Linked DNA regions of Homo sapiens: region 1 is linked to region 2. Evidence: read pairs that join two places in POLR2A ChIA-PET (ENCODE). Cell type or tissue: OCI-LY7. All regions are shown on one strand. Links, peaks and the distances in the headings refer to the core of each region. The heading gives the core; the rest is flanking DNA. Region 1 overlaps LOC107986832 (a long non-coding RNA gene). Region 2 holds the start of MIR4285 (microRNA 4285).

Region 1 (10,428 bases), core at 2,132-7,131, 700 kb after region 2:
CCTGTAGTCCCAGCTACTCAGGAGGCTGAGGTGGTAGAATCACTTGAGCTTGGGACATGGAGGCTGCAGTGAGTTATGATTGCACAATTGCACTCCAGCCAGGTGATAGACTGAGATCGTGTCTCTATAAACATTAAAAATAAATAAGCAAAAATGCCCACTGTTGCTTTTTTGCTTTTTCCTTACAGGACTCAGTCAATAAGTTTCAGACACATACAAGTTCTTATATGCAGGATTTTAAGTTCAAAATGATGATACATATTTAATGGTCTAGAGAAGGGAGTTGGTGAACTTTTCCTGGAAAGGGCCAGACAGTAAATATTTTAGGTGCTGTGGTCCATATGGCCTCTGATACCACCATGGAACTCTACTGCTCTCATGACAAAGCAGCTGTGGACAAGCTATAAATGAATGAGCATGCCTGTATTCCAATCAAACTTTATTTGTGGATACTAAAATTCGAATTTTGTATAAATTTCTCACATAGCTCACAAAATAATATTCTTCTTTTGATTTTTTCCAGCCATGTTATAGTGTAAAAGCCTTGCTTACCTTGCAGGCTATACAAATACAGGCAGCAAATTATTGTTATAGTTTTCTGTAGTACAGAATGACTAATCTTTTTCAAAAAGTAGTAAATAAATACTTTAAAGTTTCATAAATGGGTATACTATATGTTTTGGTTTTCTGCATAACAAATTGCCCCAACACTTTGGTTTTCTGCATAACAAATTGTCCCAACACTTAGTGGTTTAAAGCAATAACCATCTTAAATCTCATTATCCTATGAGTTGACTGTGCTTGGCTGGGAGGTTCTTCTGCTTTATGTGATGTTGGTTGGGGATGCAGCCATCTGGGAGCTATAGCGAGCTGGAATATCCAAGATGGCCCATCCATATGACTGGCAGCTCATGTTGGATGTTGCCTGGGACTTTAGCGGGGCTGTCAACCAGAGTGCCTAAATGTGGCTTCTGTACGTCTTTTGGAGCATGATGGCTGGTTTCTGAGAAGCAGTGTCCCAAGAGCAAGTGTTCCAAGAGGGAGAAGCAGAAACTGCCAGTCTTCACAAAGACTAGGACCCTGACTGGCCACTGTTCCTTCCATTGCATTCTATTGGGTAAGCAGCCATGAGGATAGTCTAGACTAAACAGGAGGGGAAATAGATTTCTTGAAAGGCATGACAAATAATTTATAGCCATCTGTAATCCATCATACCATCTGTCCATGTCAACACTGAATGGATGAACTTGTGTGCATTTTAGGTGATCGTTGGATACTTGAATGTTTGTGGGCTTCATACATGAGTACCACAGCCAGCTAGACAGTGGGGACATGTTCCCAGAGAGTTAATGGCTAACATTAATTGAGTGCACCTGTAATCCCAGCTACTCAGGAGGCTGAGGCAGGAGAATCACTTGAACCCAGAATCCGGGAGGCGGAGGTTGCAGTGAGCTGAGATCACACCACTGCAGTGTGAGGAATCCATTGAGAGTATGATATTATTGTATCCTCACAATATTCTGTAAAGTAGAAACTACTGTTATCCAGTTTTTACACATGAGGAAACAGAGGCTTAGAGAGTTCCATCTGTGTTGCAATAAGTGGCAATGCTCATGGAACATCTTATGATGAAGCTCAAGTGACAGGGGATGGCAGGGTCTGGGGCTCAGAGCAATCAGGGCTGAGGGGCACAGAATGGCTTAGATCATGAGAAGTGACTTGCCCAAGGTCACCCTTGACATCCCCAGTGGAGCTGAGCCAAGAACTCAGGGCTCCCAACTCAAGGTTCCACCCCAGGAGTGGGGCTCATTTTGCACCACCACCTGGCTTAGGAGACAGAGTCCTGCATTTTCATTAAGCTTGCAAGTTGGACCGGTCAACATCCCTGAGCTTCAGGTTTTCCCCCTTGGCAAATAGAGCAATGAACAGCTTCCTCTCAGAGCCATAGTGAAGACCGAACAAGAAAAGAAAAAATCACCACCACTGTCATTTTGGAGTGGTAAGCCTGGGTCTTCGGAGTGGAACAGATAGAAATCACCCACTTGGCACTCCAGGCTCTGCAGTTTTCTCATCTATAAAATGGGCCCGGATGTTGTGAGGGTTAAATGAGATAGCATGAATCATGCACATGACATAGAGTGAGTCCCCTCAAGGCACTGGTAGAGAAGGCAGCTCTGTCCAATCTGTAAGTCCCCAGTCACAAGTCCCCAGCCTGGGGCCTGCCAGATAGTGGTGTTGAACATATGTTGAATGAATGGGTGCATGCTTGAAGCCCTGTGGCTCCTAAAAGAATACAGAGTAAGACAGCATGTGTGCACAGAGGAGAGTCACTTGAGGGGAAAGTCCTGTGAGAATAGAGCCCTGGTCTGCGTCTTGGGAGGATCAGAGTCTCTAGGATCAGGCAGTCCTCCTCACTTGACTGCTCTATGGGGAGAAGAAAGATGAGAGGCATATTCAGTTGTGTGCTGGAAAATGTAGTGGGGAAAGCCCTGACTGGTAGCGTTTGCCAATTCTCATGGTGTAAAGACCCTCACTGTGGTTGATTTTTTTTTTTTTTTGAGACAGAGTCTCATTCTGTCACCCAGGTTGGAGTGCAGTGGTGTGATCTCAGCTCACTGCAACCTCCGCCTCCCAGATTCCGGGTTCAAGTGATTCTCCTGCCTCAGCCTCCCGAGTAGCTGGGATTACAGGTGCGCACCATGACACCCAGCTAATTTTTCGTATTTTTAGTAGAGATAGGGTTTTGCCATGTTGGCCAGGCTGGTCTCGAACTCCTGGCCTCATGTGATCCACCCACCTCAGCCTCCCAAAGTGCTGGGATTACAGGCATGAGCCATCATGCCTGGCCACGATGGTTGATTTCAAGATATTGTCATTACATCAACTGGCCTGAAACTTACTAAAAGAATTAACAATTGTTTCTTGAAGCAGGCAAGAGAGAAAGGACCCAGATGTGATCATCCCCCAAAACTTAGGGGGGGTTAACTGGTACCTTTATTTATTACTTATCTCTACTCCCCAAAAGGAATCAAGGCATTTTATAGCAATGAAGACAATACATTAAGATGGAATGATTAAATCAAGATTTGGGGGCTGACGAAAGTTAATGTCTAGAAAACACAGGATAAGGCCAAGAGTGAGGCTAAGACCCTAAATTAGTGTCATAAGTTTTTTTCCTGATCTCCTAAGCTGCCTCCCCTCCCTTGTGGTCTCAACAATGCACTTGATCTTCTGTGCCAGACGGACAGCTGGGAGGTGAAAGGACTTGGGGGGAGCAGGGAAGAGTACCCATGTTGGGAAAGAGAAGGCTCAGAGACACACCACTGTCTTCAAGTTTCTGCACGGACATTCCAGGCCAGCAGGAATACAGGGTCCAGTGCGCCGAGCCAGGGCCAATGTGGATCCTCTATCCAAGAAAGAGCTTTTCACAGTCAGAGCCGTACACAGATGAGCCTCACTAGCCTGGAAAGGTAGTGAGTGTCTCGTCAGGGGAAGTATGTAACAGATGCTGGCCAGCCACTTATTGGAGGCTTTCCAAGCACTGGACTTGAGGGCCCATTTGATCCAGGATGTGGACCTGGTTAAGAATGTGGCTCAGGACTCACATCCCAATTCAACAGTAGTTGGGGGCATATTTCTTCACCTCTCTGTGTCTGGTTTTCCCTTCCTCTTTACCTCCACCTCCAGGTTCTCCAGGTGTCCTCCCAACTGGACCCCTGGCAGAAGTGTTCCTGGCCTCCTAGGGTTTCTGAAGCCGGCTGAGCATGACAAGAGCAGGTGCATTTGAGGCGGTGGGAAGCAGAGATTTGGGTAGTACTCTTTTTTGGTTTTGTTTTGTTTTTGAGACAGGGTCTCACTCTATTACCCAGACTGGAGTGCAGTGGTGTGATCTGGGCTCACTTCAGCTTCTGCTTCCCGGGGTCAAGTGATCCTCCTGCCTCAGCCTCCCGAGTAGCTGGGACTACAGACATGCGCCATCACGCTTGCCTAATTTTTTCTTTTCCTTTCTTTCTTTTCTTTTCTTTTTGTTTTTTTTTTTGTTGTTGTTGTTTTGTTTTGTTTTTTTTTTGAGACGGAGTCTTGCGCTGTCACCCAGGCTGGAGTGCAGTGGTATAATCTTGGCTCATTGCAACCTCCACCTCCCAGGTTCAAGCGATTCTCCTGCCTCAGCCTCCCAAGTAGCTGGGATTACAAGTGCACGACACCACACTCATCTAATTTTCGTATTTTTAGTAGAGACGGGGTTTCACCATTTTGGCCAGGCTGGTCTCGAACTCCTGACCTCAGGTGATCCGCCCACCTCGGCCTCCCAAAGTGCTGGGATTACAGGCATGAGCCACCGTGCCCGGCCTTGGCTAATATTTTCTAAAGACAGTTTCACCACGTTGCCTAGGCTGGTCTCGAACTCCTGGGCTCAAGCGATTTGCCTGCCTTAGCCTCCCACAGTGGTGGGATTACAGGTGTGAGCCACCACACCCAGCCTGGGCTGCACTCTTGAGATGGCATGCTCAGCCTCCTTCCTTTAGCTCCTGTCTGGGCTTCTCTGCTGCCACTGATGACCTCTCCCTGGGCAGGTACTTCTTCTGACCCCACACTGTCCCCCATTCCTCAACACAGGCCTGGCATGCAGGAGGTCTCAGTGAGTGGTTGTTAAAGGAATGGACAAGAGGATGGATGGATGGATGGATGGATGGATGGATGGATGGATGATGGATGGATAGATAATTGGATGGATAAATAAATGGGTGGATGAATGGATGGATGTGTGGATAACTGGATGGATAAATAGATGAGTGAATGGATGGATGGGTGGATAATTGGATGGATAAATAAATGAGTGAATGGATGGATGAATGGATGGATGGGTGGATAATTGGATGGATACCTAGATGGGTGAGGGGGTGAATGACTGTGTGAGTGCGTGGATGGATGAATGAGTGGATGGATGGTGGATGGGTGAATAGATGAATAGACGGGTGGATGGATGAGTGGATGGATGGATGAATTGATAATTGGATGAATGAGTAGATGGATGGATGGATGGAGGGAGGGATGAGTGGTACATGTAATTTTAATATAATTGCATGCTCAACCCCTTTATTTATTTCTTTATTTATTTAGAGATTAAGTCTCCTTCTGTCACCCAGGCTGGAATACAGTAGTGCCATCTCAGCTCACTGCAACCTCCACCTCCTGGGCTCAACAATTCTCCTGCCTCAGCCTCCTGAGTAGCTGGGATTACAGGCGCCCGCCACCATGCCCAGATAATTTTTGTATTTTTAGTAGAGACAGGGTTTCACCATGTTGGCCAGGCTGGTCTCGAACTTCTGACCTCAAATGATCCACCCACCTCGTCATCCCAAAGTGCTGGGATTACAGATGTGAGCCACCATGCCTGGCAACACCTTTATTTTGTTTTAGCCACACAACTGTTTTGAAGGCAGGGCTAAAACTATTAATCCCATTCTACAGAACTGAAAAATGAAGCCCAGAGAGGTAAAGCAACTTGCTCCATGTCACACAGGGAGGAAGTGACTGAATCATGATTCAAGATTAGTCTCTTGACACCTTGTTCCTGGTGCCTCTTCTAATCAGTCCCATTCATTCTTTCATTCTTTTATTTATTCAAACCATCATTATCATTGGGTGTCACTCATTCAAGCAGGAGCTTATTAAAGCCCATTCTGGGCCACCTGGTGCTGGGAACCTGGAGATGAAGCCGCCCTTCTCCCTGGCTTCGAGGAGTTTCTAGGGAAGAGAGCCCATGAGTAGCTCCTGATTAGCTCAGGACAGTGGCCTGGGCTAGGTGATGGAGATGCCAACTGTTCTCTTGGGTGGGGTCCAAGCCAGCATCCCTGAGAAGGTGAGGCAGGGCTGGGCCACCTGAGGAGGTGCAGGAGTCTGCCAGATAGAAAAAGAGAAGAAGGTCATTTACGTCAGGTCAGGGTGTGTGCCACCGTGGGTCATGGCGGCTGAGCTCCTGTCTGGAATAAGCCCAGCACCCTGGGCAAGTGGAGCGGGGGACATTTAGAGGAGGGGATGGGGGGAAGGGCCAGGGAAGCTGACGAGGATAGATCTGCAGGGCTTTGAGCGCCAGATTGGGAAGTTGAGGCTGCATCTGAGGCAGTGGGGAAAGACTGACGGGCGGAGAGCATGAGGGGTCCCCGCTGAGACAGGAAGGGTGTCAGTTCCCACTGAGTCCACCCCTTGGGCCTCTCCTCCACCCAAGAGTGCCCTCAGCACCCCTTCACCCCAGGTGCATGACGTCCGCCTGTAGCCCGGTGCCACCTCCCTTGGGCATCAGGGGGAGCCAGCCCCAGCAGAGGCCCACCCACCTCGGGAGAGCTGCCCTCAGCTGCCAAGGGCCCGCCAGCCTCTTTGGAAGACCTCAGGGCTGGGTTCAGGAGGCACAGGCCTCAGAAGCCGACTACCCCGGGCGAGGCTGTGATGCCAGGTGTGCCAGGCCCTCATTAGGCCTCAGTGCACAGCCCAGGCTCTCAGAGTGTCTTTCTGAGAATCCCCAGAGAAGAAAGAAATCAAAGGCTGGGGATTCAAAAACAAGGATGAGGAGATAGAAAACAAGATTTCTATCTGAATAATTTCCTCTAATTGCTGGTAAGAGACATTAATTTTCCTTTTGAAGCTCCCCGTGGCCTCGGGCGTCTTGGGACGTGCCAAGATGGCAGCCCGTCTAGCCGGATTATCTCACTGCCCGCCTGCAGGGCTGGCACCAGGCCACCGCGGGGGTGGCTGGCGGCAGGCTGGGTGCTGCTCTGGTCCCGTGGTGGGGCTCAGGGTGCAGGAGGAGCCCTGGATCTGGTTCCTTGAGGATGCCACACAAAAGGCCTTCAGAGTACCATGTCCTCCTGGCCTCTTTCTCCACCCTGGGTTGGACATAGGGGCGTCCTGGCCACCAGAAGCCCAGGCCCCACTGGGCTTTGGACACACAGGGCATCAGCTGGGTCTAGGCCTGTGCAACTGCATTTCCTCACCTCTCCTGCCCATGAGTGACTGCAGCCCCCACAGCAGATAGACCCAGGGGAGGCCGGCAAGGGGAAGGCCAGTGTGAGAGAGGCCCCGGAGAGCGTGAACCTGTCCATAGCTCCCCTGGGGGAAGTAGGGCTCATTATGATCTCCATTTTACAGATGAGGGCATTGAGGTTCAAAGGATGGGATTGGGGCTGGGCATGGTGGCTCACGCCTGCAATCCCAGCACTTTGGGAGGCTGAGGCGGGCTGATCCCTTGAGGCCAGAAGTTTGACACCAGCCTGGCCAACATGGTGAAATCCCATTTCTACTAAAAATGCAAAAATTAGCAGGGCGTGGTGGCGCATGCCTGTAATCTCAGCTACTCAGGAGGCTGAAGCAGGAGAACAGCTGGAACCCAGGAGGCAGAGGTTGCAGTGAGCCGAGATCGTGCCACTGCACTCCAACCTGGGTGACAGAGCGAGAGTCCATCTCAAAAAGAAAAAAAAAAATGAAAAACCCTACAAAGTATGGGATTGGCCTCACTGTAAGAGAAAAGCTGGATTGATTTTCTGTGCCCAGGGCTTTTGCCATTGTGCCCCCATCCTCAGATAGTAAGGGAGAAAAGTACAAGAGAAAAATAGAGATTCATTAGCTGTACATTCTAGACAGTCTCAGGCTGAGGCAGGAGAATTGCTTGAACCCAGGAGTCAGAGGTTGCAGTGAGCTGAGATCGTGCTACTGCACTCCAGCCTGGGTGACAGAAAGAGGCCCTGTCTCAAAAAAAAAAAAAAAAAAAAAAAAAAGACAGTCTTAATACATCCCCAGCCCACCCATTTGGTCTCCTCTCCAATTGTTCCTCCTCCTGTGTCTGAGACACTTAGAGGCCTTCTCTGGGTTCCCTCGGCCCTGGACTGTCCCTCCAGAGATTGTCATTGCCCCCTGCTGGGCCTGGTCCCCTGCTCCTGTCTGGGAGCATCTCAGGTCTGGGTCGTATCTAAGCCCACCCCATATCTCGTGCCCAGCCCATGCTCTCTCTCCAGGGAGGCACACCAGGACGCCGGGTGCAGGGAAGGCCCCCCAACTCCAAGACAGTGTGTGGAGTGTTCCAGCTGGTGATGGAACTCCCATTGTCTTTCACCCTAAGAGCATTTTCCTTTCCTTTTGATCCCTTGCAATTTACGAAAAATAGAACGCATGTGTTCCTGATTAATTTTTACAAAGATCACGGAACTGTTGACTTTTTACTTAAAAAAAAAAAAAGAGTCATTTTATGTGGTGCCTCCTTTCAGATTCTTGCAAGACTGCCTTTGCTCAGGAAGTGAAATGTGGGGAGAAAACAAGCCACCCTGCCACCAATACAAGAGTCAGTGCTGTCACAAAAGTTGGCCGTGGTGGACAGGTGTCCTGGGACGTCCCCGCCTCACTTGCACTGCTCCCTGGCTCCCCACTGTCCTGGAGATAAAGTCTGGTCTTCCACAACCCAGTCCTCCTGGCCTCTCCATCCCCAGGAACCCTAACATCCAGACTTCCGGAACTTCCAGTTGCTCCCAGAACACGCCAGTCCATTCCCATTCCTATCTCTCTGCACACTTTGCTCCCTCTGCCAGGAACACACTCAATTTTGTCACTTGACAAACTCCTATGCATCCTTCAAGGCCCAGACCCAATGTCTCCCTGTCTGTTCCCTCAACCTTGCCACTCGACAAACTCCTACGCATCCTTCCAGGCCCAGACCCAGCATCTCCCTGTCTGTTCACTGCGTGCTGCCTTCCCCAGACAGTCCCCTGTGCTTTCCTCAGCATTCAGAGGGGTAAGTCCTCATTTGACCCAAGAGGCCTGCATACACCGCCTTTGGCCTGCCTCCCAGGGTAGGGTCACAGACCCAGGCATGCAAAGATGAAAGACTGGTATGTTGTGGTAAGAAGTATTAAAGGAAAAAGATAAATCCTCCCCAAATGGAAGCCATGAACAGTGTTTATTTTTGGTATTTTATGGGGTGCTTTTGAGAATGGGAGCTGGAAAAAGAGAATTCCACCAGGACAAGCAACAGATTTCATCCTTAGGGTGGGAGAAGGAAGAAAGGAGGAACAGTCCCTCTGATCCAGGGCTGACCTCTGGGTCCTGCCTGGATTCCAAAGGAACAAAAATTGCTGCCCAGCCCAGAGCAGGTCACAGGCAAAATTTTATTTTATTTTATTTTTGAGACAAAGTCTCACTCTGTCACCCAGGCTGGAGTGCAATGAAGTGATCTCAGCTCACTGCAACCTCCACCTACCAGGTTCAAGTGAATCTCCTGCCTCAGCCTCCCAAGTAGCTGGGACTACAGGCAGGTGCCACCATGCCCAGCTAATTTTTTGTATTTTAGTAGAGACGGAGTTTCACCATGTTGCCCAGGCGGCCTCAAGTGATCCGCCCCCCTCGGCCTCCCAAAGTGCTCTGATTACAGGCATGAGCCACCACGCCCGGCCAATCTTATTTTAGGCTCATCTCTGACATCCCGAAGCTCTGCTAGACCCCTTCGGTGCCCTGCCCCGAGAACTGCATGTGATTGAACACTCACAACCACTCTTGCAGGAATGCAAATGTTCACCAATTAGCCATGTGCTTCTCTACCTCCCAGCATCCTTTGCAATTCACCTGGAGTCATGTGGCCAGTTCCAACCAATAGGATGTGAGCAGAAAGTGACTGCATCTCTTCTGGACTGGAGCAGTTAGGAGCCAAGGTCCTCTTTCTGTCTCTCTCCTCTCCTGCCGCGGTGATCTTAGAGGAATATCCACTCCAGAAAACAAAGCTGTAAGAGAGAAGGAAGCTGCCATACTGGATTTTGCATGGGGCAAAAATCAAACCTGTACATTGGGTTAAGCAACTGAGTTTTGGGGGTTTCTCTTACGTCGATTACCTGAGTATTATTACACTGAGATACAATCTGAGGAAGTAGGGTTTGTTATCTCTATCCTGCAGATGAGCACGCTGAGGCCCAGAGAAAGAACTCGGCTGAAATCTCTTAATTACAGAACCATTGCAGCCCACCGCGTCTGATTCCAAACCCCGTGAGGTTTTGCCTGCTCTTTGCATGGTTGGCTTGTTGAAAACAAAACAGCTCACAGGGGCACAGGCCAAGGAGAAGGTAGAAACCCAGGAGCAGCTCTCTCCAGTTTGCTTTTAAAACTTGCATGTCGTTAAAACCCAATCAGGCTTGTGTAATCTGTGATTTTGGGGGTAGGGGACAACTGCTATTCAGAAAAGCACGAGAGACAAGTAAAACTTCAGGGAACCTTGGCCCCCCAGGAGGGTGGCAGGATGCAGGGTTGGCCACGTGATGGATGTGCGTAGGGCATGAGGGCGGCGTGTGGGGCTGACTGTCAGATGCCCCACCTGCAGTGTAATGGATGGCAGGTAGGGGCCACCAGGACCCAGAAGGCGGAGATAGGGCCTGATTTACAGGCACCAGGGAAGAA
Region 2 (9,144 bases), core at 3,222-8,221:
GGATCAAATATGGTAGTTCCCTCTCGTTCAAGGGGTATATGTCCCAAGAACCCCAGCAGATGCTTGAAACTGGCTAATACTGAACCTCTGTATACTGCGTGTGTGTGTGTGTGTGTGTGTGTGTGTGTGTGTGTAGAGATGGGATCTCACTCTATTGATGAGGCTGGTCTTGAACTCCTGGGTTCAAGCAATCCTCTGGCCTTGGCCTCCCAAAGTGCTGAAATTACAGGCACGAGCCACTTGCACCTGGCCCGCTACATTTTTTTTGGATCTAATAACCCAGACAACTCCTAAGTGGCGAGCGGGTCGTATCCAGAGTGCGGATATGCCAGACAAAGGGATAATTCACATCCCAGGCAGAACAGCGGGATGGTTTGAGACTTCATCCTGCTACTCAGACTGGCCTGCAATTTACATTTGTATTTGTATGTTTACTTCTGGGATTTTCTATTTAATATTTTCAGACCTCTGTTGACCACGGGTATCTGAAGCCTTGGAAAGCAAAGCTGTGGATAAGAACCAAGCGTTTTTTTGTTTTTTGTTTTTTTTTGAGACAGAGTCTTGCAGTGTCTCCCAGGGTGGAGTGCAGTGGCGAGATCACAGTTTACTGCAGCCTCCAACTCCTGGGCTCAAGCGATCCTCCCGCCTCAGCCTTCCGAGTAGCTCAGACTACAGGCAAGAGCTACCATGCCTGGCTAAAGGGACCAAGTTTTTGTACGGACATTGAAGACCTTGCTTCTTTCCATCACAATGGCCTGCACGCTTCTACTTACATTCCCACGTTCTGGAATCTGGCTTCCCCCAGAATTCCCATTCAAATCCGATTTTGAATCCCCAATCCAGGAATCCCAGCTGTCTCCTCACCCCAGCTTCATCCTCTTATTCCCAGGCCCCTCCATCCTTCACAGCTCTGGATGGCTAAACTGCATGGCTTGGGCCCAGCCCATCACCTGGGGGCCTTGCCATTGCCTCTGGGGACACAGGTCCAACCTGCTGTGTGCTTACAGCCCCCATCCAAGCCAGGGGGAAAATTACCAATAGTGATAAAGTGCGGTGATGTAGTGCCTGGGGAGTCCCTGTCTAAGGAGCCGGCTTAGTGTTGGGGGACAAGCGACCATCCTTCCAAGGAAATGAGTTAGAGGATCATGCCCTCGCCTGTCCTCCCAGGGTCCCCACAGTTTCCGGAATGCCCCTCCCTCGCAGCTCCTGGGATCACCATCTCATCTCTCCTCTGGGATCCAAACCATGTAATTAAATGCCAGGTAAAAATAGCTGCCCCATTTCTGTGAGATCATCTGCGAGGCCTCTGGGCCATAGGGCACCGTGGGAATTCCCTCTCTCCTTGGGGCAACCTCGCCATCAATCTGCAGTCAATAACCAAGGGACAGCCCCAGGGACAGAACAGGGCTCCCGGCTGAGCCTGCTTAGCTTCAAGGACAGGTTTCCAAACCAGCGGTCTCCTAGGAGACTCCTGCCTTGGTACTGGGGGAGGGGAGTCGGGAGTTTGGAAGGTTTCCTTCAAGAGGTGGTTATTGCGTTGGGCTTCATGAGTGCAAAGAAAATAAAGAGGGTGCTGGGGGCCTGAACAATGAGTTGGGGGCAGGACTTATCAGGACATTGGCAGTTGGGTAGTGGTGGTGGTGGTTAGAGTTCACGAAGGTGGGGGAAGGATGGGGACTGAGGAACCCACGAGCTTTGCTCATGCCTGACCTTTTCCCTGCCCCGTGCTTCCTCCTTTCTTCCCTAACTCCTACTCACACTTCAATAATTAATCCAGAAGCCACTTCTTCCAGGAAGCCTCCCGACACCCCTCCTTTCTCCCTGATCCAGGCCAGCACAAGTGTCTCCTCTGAGCTCCCACAGTCTCCTCCTGCCTGTCTCTCTTGCATGGTGCCAGTTATAGGGTACTTCAAGTGTCTGTCCTCATGGCTGTCTCCCCATCTGACACAGAGAGTGCGCAGGGCAAAAGTCCAGGCTCCTGGAACTTGCTTCTTCCCTGAGGGGTGGAGACGGGAACACACCTGCCACCACCACCACCACCACCATGGCCTCCAGGGAAGGTCACGAGCCCAGGCCCAGGCCATGACCTGCAGGGGTGGTATTTCCTGGGGTGGGGGTGGGGCCACAGCTGAACCCATGAAACCCTGTCCCTGAGCTCCAAGCCCATCCATTTATCCAGTAGGCTAGTGCTCCTGACGGTGGCCACCTCTCTCTCTATACCATTAGGACCCCCAGGGGGCTCAGAGCCAGTGACTTGGCAGCCTGGGAAGGGTAGGTGTGGGGTCCCTGAGTGAGATGATTATGCCCCCACATGGGGCAGGCAGCGGCAGGCAGGAAGTCAGCCCCAGTGCCGAGTCCTAGACATCAATCCCTGTCGCCCCCAGCTCTTCCTCCTGGCTGGAGGAACCCTTGGTAGGGAGAAGGCACAGAGATGGGGGACAGGGCCCTGGGGGAGGCTCTCGCAGGTGGGTCTCAGGTGGCCCTCACTGGAGTGGGAGTGGAACTTAGAGAGGAATCTTCCAAGGGCATGGCAGGTGTGGCCAGGTCCTAGGCAGGGACTGGCCTGGGAGGCACTGGGAGGTTGGGACTGCCCTGACCTCTCCTACCTAACCCTGCAGGCCACCCAGGAGCCTGTGGGCCTGATGCCTGGCACAGAAGCCCTCAGTAGGTCCAGCCCCGGATGCAGAGGAAGCAGGTTGAGCAGCTAGAGGTATAAGTCTCCAAACAGCAGTGCCAGCAGGGAGGCCCCCACCTGGCTACAGATGGAGAGAGGGAGGCCCGGACATGGTTCTCTGTAGAGGGGAGGCTGCAAGACACAGGGAAGGGGGCCTGGCTGTGGCAGGGGCAGGAGTGCACTGTCCCCACCCATCTTTGGGACCAGAACTGGGGAGGAGACCCCATGTAGGGAGCTTGGCTGACCTGGGCTCAAGACGTGACCCCGTGGGTGCTCCCTGAGTGAGTGACACTGACCACACTCCCAACCTCTGAGCCCACTCTTCTCACTTTCTGACCACTCACTGGCAAGATGGCACAGGAGGTGGTGTCTGCAATGTTATAACCCATGTGCAGGCATGGGCAGGGCGGGAGCTCCTCCAACCTTGGTGCTGCCAAGGTTGGTGTTTCAAGCCCTCTCTAGGGACTTTGCTCTTCCGACTATTCAACATCTCCCCTCCCTTTAGACCGTGCAAAACCCTCTCTTCTGGCTGGATGTGGTGGCTCAAGCCTGTAATCCCAGCACTTTGGGAGGCCGAGGCAGGTAGATCACTTGAGCTCAGGAGTTCGAGAGCAGCCTGGGCAACATGGTGAAACCCCGTCTCTACTAAAAATACAAAAATTAGGCAGGTGTGGTGGCACACGCCTGTAGTCCCAGGTACTTGGGGGACTGAGGCAGGAGGACTTTAACCCAGAAAGTTGAGGCTGCAGTGAGCTGAGATTGCACGACTGCACTCCAGCCTGGGCAACAGAGCGAGACTCTGTCTCAAAAAACCAAACCGAAACAAAACCTTCTCTTCTCCCAGGAAAACTTCCCTATACTGCTCTCCCCCTCTGATCTCCAAGACCCTATGGTCTTTAACTCTCTTGGTGGTCAGCTCTCCTCCTATGGTCCCAAGGTGTCCAAACAGACCAGCTGAGTTGGTGCCAGGCAGTGCTGGACTGGGCTCTGGGAGATCTGGACTCTATCCTGGGCCGGGCCCTGTGTCTCTTGGTGCCTCCACTTCCCTATCAGTAAAATGGGATTGCTGGAGCTGTGTGTGGCTTCTAGGGGCTCCTGATTTTGATGCAGAAGTGATGGCCTTGGACATTGAAGACTGGGCTGTCATTCCATTGGGACTAGGGACAGGTAGGGGGTTGCCTCTCCCCCTCACAGGCTGCTTCTCTGAGGACTGGCGTTGGAGACAAAGGAAGCCCAGCCAGGGCCCCCTGTGGTGCTGGCCCTCCTCGGAGCACTGGGCGGGTAGACCACCCTCCCCCCATCCATTACACCCCCCCACCTCCGGTTTTTCTAGGCTCAGCTGGGCTGTCTGCCTTCTCCTCCTGAAAAAATGTGTTTTTTTTTTCCCCATCTCTGATGGGATGGGGGCTTCAGAGTGGTTTTTGGTGCTGGGGGATGGAGCGAGGAGGGCAGGGGAAGTCTAATGGAGTCCCTGCTCATCGCCTTTCCAGGCCACGGCCTCTCCTAACCCCACGACCAGCAACCCAGACAAGAGACCCCAGCCACCAGCCCGGCTAGACAGTAGGTCCAGCCGGCATGGGGGAGGGGGCGGCGGCTTTCCGGCGGTAAAAATAGCGCTGACAATTGGAGGACCAAAAAAAAAAAAAAAAAAAAAAAGCCGGTCTTCAGCCCCCGCCCGCGCAGCAATTCCGCACCCCAGGGCCGGGTCATTCCTTAAAATATTTATGAGTCGGACTCGCCGCCCCGCCTAATGGGCCCGCGACCAATCGATGCGCGGCACAGTGGGCGGTGGCCCTGGGGGCGGGGAGAGGCAGGAGCCCCGCCCACCTCCAGCTGGCACCCCCCACCTCCTCCCCAGCACCATCCCAGCCACAGGAGGCCAGGAGCACCGGGAAGAGGAGGGATGGTCAGTGGTCCCACAGGTCAAACTAGCTATGCAGCACCTCAAAAGGCTGCGCCCCACTGCCAAGAGACCCCCCCTTCCTCCTGCACCCTCACTTAGCTCCGTCCTCAGAGCAGCAGTCAGAGAACCAAGTGCATGAAGGGGGAGACGGTCAGAACTAAGGGTTCTCTCCTATGTCCTGGGGTGGGCAGTGCCACCTACCCCCCAATGAACCATTCGCTATGGGGAAACTGAGGCCTTTTCTTTTTAGACAAAGTCTCACTCTGTGGCCCAGGCTGGGGTGCAGTGCACTGCACTTTGAACATAGCTCACTGCAGCCTTGAACTCCTGGGCCCAAGCAATTCTCCTGCCTCAGCCTCCCAAGTGGCTGGGACTACAGGCACAAGACGCCATGGCCAGGTAATTTTTTTTTTTTTTTTTTGAGACGGAGTCTTGCTCTGTTGCCGAGGCTGGAGTGCAATGGCGTGATCTTGGCTCACTGCAACTTCCGCCTCCTGGGTTCAAGCGATTCTCCTGCCTCAGCCTCCCGAGTAGCTGGGACTATAGGTGCGTCCTACCAAGCCCGGCTAATTTTTGTATTTTTAGGAGAGGCAGGGTTTCACCATCTTGGCCAGGCTGGTCTCGAACTTCCGACCTCAGGTGATCCGCCCACCTCAGCTTCCCAAAGGGCTGGGATTATAGATGTGAGCCAGTGCACCCGGTCCCAGGTAATTTTTTGATATTTTGGTAGAGATGGGGGTCTCACTATGTTGCCCAGGCTGGTCTCATGCAGCCTCTTCTTGGGGTACCTCCTTGCCTGACACAAGAGACAAGGCCTCACTCTGCTCACCTCCACCATCCTCAGAAAACCTGCCCAGCCATGCCTTCTCATGTCCACTGCCCTTAGGGGTCCTCAGGACCTTAGCAGCACTGGCCTGGCCCACTCAGCCTCACTCTGGACAACATAGGCTCCTTCAATCCTGCTGTTCCTCAAGCACCCTCCTGGCCTCGGTGGGGCAGTCCCTTCCACCCCTGCAGCCTCCTCTCTGCACCCCTCCCTGGGCAGGACACAGATGCTCTTTGGGCAGGTCATCCCTCCGGCCTGGAGTGACTCCCACCCGCTGACTAGGTATGAGTCTCTCTCTCCCCTGCAGATTCAGGAACACAGCACACAGCGCAGTCTCTGCTTCACTGCTGAATACGTGGGCGTTGGTTTTCAAGCCCGTGTTACTGCTCACCTCCGCAGAGACCACATCCCCACAAGGTAGGCTCTGAACCAGGGCCTCCTGCCAGATGTGGCTGGAATTCCCCAACTCTCCCCTCCCAGAATATCTGAGCTCACTCCACCACCCCGGCAGAAGGCAAAGTAGGCATGGCTTCTGGTCTTAACTTAACCCTTGAACTTGCTGTGACTTTGCTGCAGAGTGGATGGGTGGGGGCCTTCTGGCTGGCGATGGGGACAGGTGTGGATTCAGAGCCCTTGGGACTTGTATGCCTCTGTATGGGTGATTAGGTACTAGTGGTCTTGGCTGTTCTGAGCATTAGTTTCCCTAGCTGCTCTTCCGTGCAGATAACTTTCTAGTCCAAGGCTCGGCCTGAGCAGCATCGCTTGGAGGCAGCTATTGCAACAGCCCTGCACCCAGGACAACCCCAGGCCTCTCATGCCACGCTCAGCCTTTGCCACCGCCACGGGAGGGTGGGAGCCCTTCTGCTGAGCCCCCCGGCTTTTGCAGACATCCCAAGCTTGACAAGCCCTGCTGGCACCGGCGTCTGCAGACCCTCAGTCCCAGGGGTTCCCACAGTTGCCTTTGACAGTTGTTCCCCAGCAAAGGGAGCCCCACTGCCTGGGCATCTCCCTATGGCCACCTCTGGTCATTTGACATGCTGGGACAGTGTTAAAAGTCTGAGATCTGGAGCCAGACTGTCTGGGTTTGGATCCCAGCTGCCTTGCTACCCAGTGAAATGACCCCTTGGACTCTGGAGCCTCAGTTTCCCCATCTGTTAAGATGGAGGTGACAGCAGTGCTAAACTTAAGGGGCTGTCATGAAGATTAAATAAGCAATTTGTTTAAAAATCACAGCTCTATTCATTCCCTTTTCCTCCAACTGCTCTTGGCAGGCAGCTGCAGAGGTACCCACTGCCCCAACACATAAACCCAGCCTCCAATGTGGCCAAGGTCAGCGTTCTAGAACCCACATTTCAGTGGGCCATGCCCCTGTTAAAACCCTTCTCCCCTCACATCTTCCCTGTAAGAAAGAGTTGTTTCTCCATTGCAGAGATGAAGAAATGGGGTTCTGGGGAGGGAGGTGACTACCCACCATGCTCTGGCCACCACGCAGTGGTGAGCTCCCACTGTGTGTCAGACGCCAGGTGGGAGGGTCCAGGGCTGCAGAATGGACAAGAGGGGAGGCCGGGTGCAGTGGCTCACACCTGTAATCCCAGCACTTTGGGAGGCCGAGGAGGGCGGATCACTTGAGGTCAGGAGTTTGAGACCAGTCTGGCCAACACGGTGAAACCCCATCTCTACTAAAAATACAAAAATTAGCCAGGCGTGGTGGTGCACACCTGTAACCCCAGCTACTCAGAAGGCTGAGGCATGAGAATTGCTTGAACCCCAGAGGTGGTGGAGGTTGCAGGGAGCGGAGGTTGCAGGGAGCTGAGGTTGCACGCCACTGCACTCCAGCCTGGTCGACAGAGCAAGACTCTGTCTCAAAAAAATAAAAAAAAAAAAGGGGGGTATGGAGCCAAGTTCCAGGCTGGTCCCTTTCTGAGACCTGTTTCTGGGGAACTCCGCTTCCAAGGGCAGAGTGGGAAGACTGAATCCCTGTTTCAGGAAAGGAAATGACCACCTTTAGAGGATGGGGCACTCTGAGCGGCTGGGTGGGGGGGCGGGGGAATCCACAGCTGGGCTCTGCAGGAAGTGCGGGTCAGATAAGCAGGGAGTGGGGGCCAGGACAACAAGCTAAGCCAGGGCCTGTGGGCTCAAGAGGCAGACTCAGCCTCCTTCAGGAGCACCCAGTGCTGGACAGTTCCTGGATGGGCTCTGCAGGTGGAGGACAGGCTGAGCTGGTTCCAGCTGCACTGGCCCTGGTTACTCCCACCCCACCCTGCCTTTCTGGGGTTGCAGAGCAGAGGTTCCCCCCTCCCATCTCCAGCCTTGGCCTGAGACACTCAGCCCCTTCCACTCCCCCAGTGTCATAACTCTCACATGGGCCCTGGCCCAGCCCCCTAAACCTGCAGGATACCCCCTTAGTGCCCCTCACCAACTCATCCCACCCAGCTGCCTTCTGGCTTTTCCAGGACACTCATACCAGTGCCTCCTGAGACCTCTGGTGGCACCCCTAAGATCTGAGCATCCCCGAACTCTGGAGACTACAGGTGCTAATAAAGCTTCCCTGGGCCTTTCTCTGAGCTCAACTCCCAGCCTGGCTGATCTCCAGGTACCTCAAACTCACCACATCCAAGTTCAAATACATCCTCTTCCTCCAACTCCTGCCTGTCCTCTGCACAGAGCCTCAGCACCCAGCTGGGCACTGCCTACTTCCCCTGTTCTGCCCCAATAGCAGGCAGGCCCCCAAGCCCACAGAGGCCTCGGGAACGCCCCTTGATCCTCTTCCCACCTCCACCCTTGCCCCCTGCCCCTCCACCACACCACATGGCTGTGGCCTGTCTCTTCCACCGAACCGTGAGCTCCTGGCTGGTTGTCCTCCCCACCCCCCAGGTGGGCGCTACCCTCAGATGGCCCGGAAGTATGTGGAGAATGGGGCCCAAACCCTGCTTCACCCAGAGGAACCAAAAGATGCTGCACGCCCACACAGCGATGCCCTGCCTTGCTCTGCCCAAACAGGTGTGGGCTGTGACCTCGTGTTGAGGGGTCACACCTGCTATCCCCCTAGACAGAGCATAGCCATAAAACGGCACCCAGCCAGGTGAGCAGGGAAGAGAAACCTCCCCAGGCCCCAGGGCTCTGACCAGTCCCCTGGCCTCACTTGGACAGTAAGAATGAGCGTAGCCCCGGGAAGACAGCAGCCAGGAGGCCTGAAGCCCCTAAACCCCCAATTCCTTGCAACCCAGGCTGGGTAGGCAGGGCAAGAAGTGCCAGCCTCTTGTCAGAGAGGAGTGGTTGGGAGGCCTGGCTCGTTGACTGCGGGACTTTGGGCCAGTCACTTCCCCTCCCTAAGTGTGTGGGGATAATAATAGCACTAAACCCACAGGATTGTTGTAAAGATGACACGAACGGCGATCCTGATGCCCTTAGCTTGGCACAAGTAAGTTTGAAACCAAAAGCTCAGCCCTGGGAGGCCCAGGATCACTTGGGTGGAGATCCCACTTCCAAGACCCCCAAGGGAAGCCCACCCCTGGGTATTTGTATAGAAGTCCTCCCTAGGAGATTCACGCTAAGTAGGGAAGAGGGATTTAGAAACTTCAGACAGATTTTTCACAACAAGGGTAAAAAGAAAAGCGTGTGCATTAACCCTTGATTACCTAGAAGCATTCAACCAAGCAGCATCAGAAGCCGGCCTGCCACGGGGTGGGGCTGTTCTTGTATGTTGGTAGGACAGACCTCTAAGGAAGTAGCTGGTGGGAA

The links. ChIA-PET counts read pairs that join two places held together with the same protein. Peaks named below come from ENCODE experiments on the same cell type or tissue, not always from the same donor. Only the 100,000 strongest peaks of a DNase experiment are listed, where the experiment ranks them.
Region 1: POLR2A ChIA-PET joins it to region 2 with 7 read pairs; 4 of 35 experiments call an interaction of 5 or more read pairs at or near these places.

What each region holds. Positions count from the first base shown.
Region 1 is chr7:101,586,740-101,597,167 of GRCh38, reverse strand. It overlaps LOC107986832 (a long non-coding RNA gene), which reads right to left. Exons shown (of 3, transcript XR_001745314.2): 2 at 9,607-9,761; 3 at 5,393-5,901. Among named protein-coding and RNA genes, the nearest start is that of LINC01007, 23 kb to the right of the region's middle. In OCI-LY7, for the core only: no CTCF peak of the experiment used is centred there; no DNase peak of the experiment used is centred there.
Region 2 is chr7:102,288,385-102,297,528 of GRCh38, reverse strand. The region is part of intron 1 of SH2B2 (SH2B adaptor protein 2); the gene reads right to left. It overlaps MIR4285 (microRNA 4285), which reads right to left and starts at 4,426; the gene lies at 4,342-4,426. RefSeq lists enhancers at 2,672-3,425, 7,864-8,003, 8,194-8,243, 8,914-9,003 and a silencer at 7,434-7,513. In OCI-LY7, for the core only: a CTCF peak has its summit at 7,855 (motif pointing left); DNase peaks (open chromatin) are centred at 6,048, 6,873, 7,230 and 7,538; H3K4me3 peaks cover 4,888 bases; H3K27ac peaks cover 5,000 bases.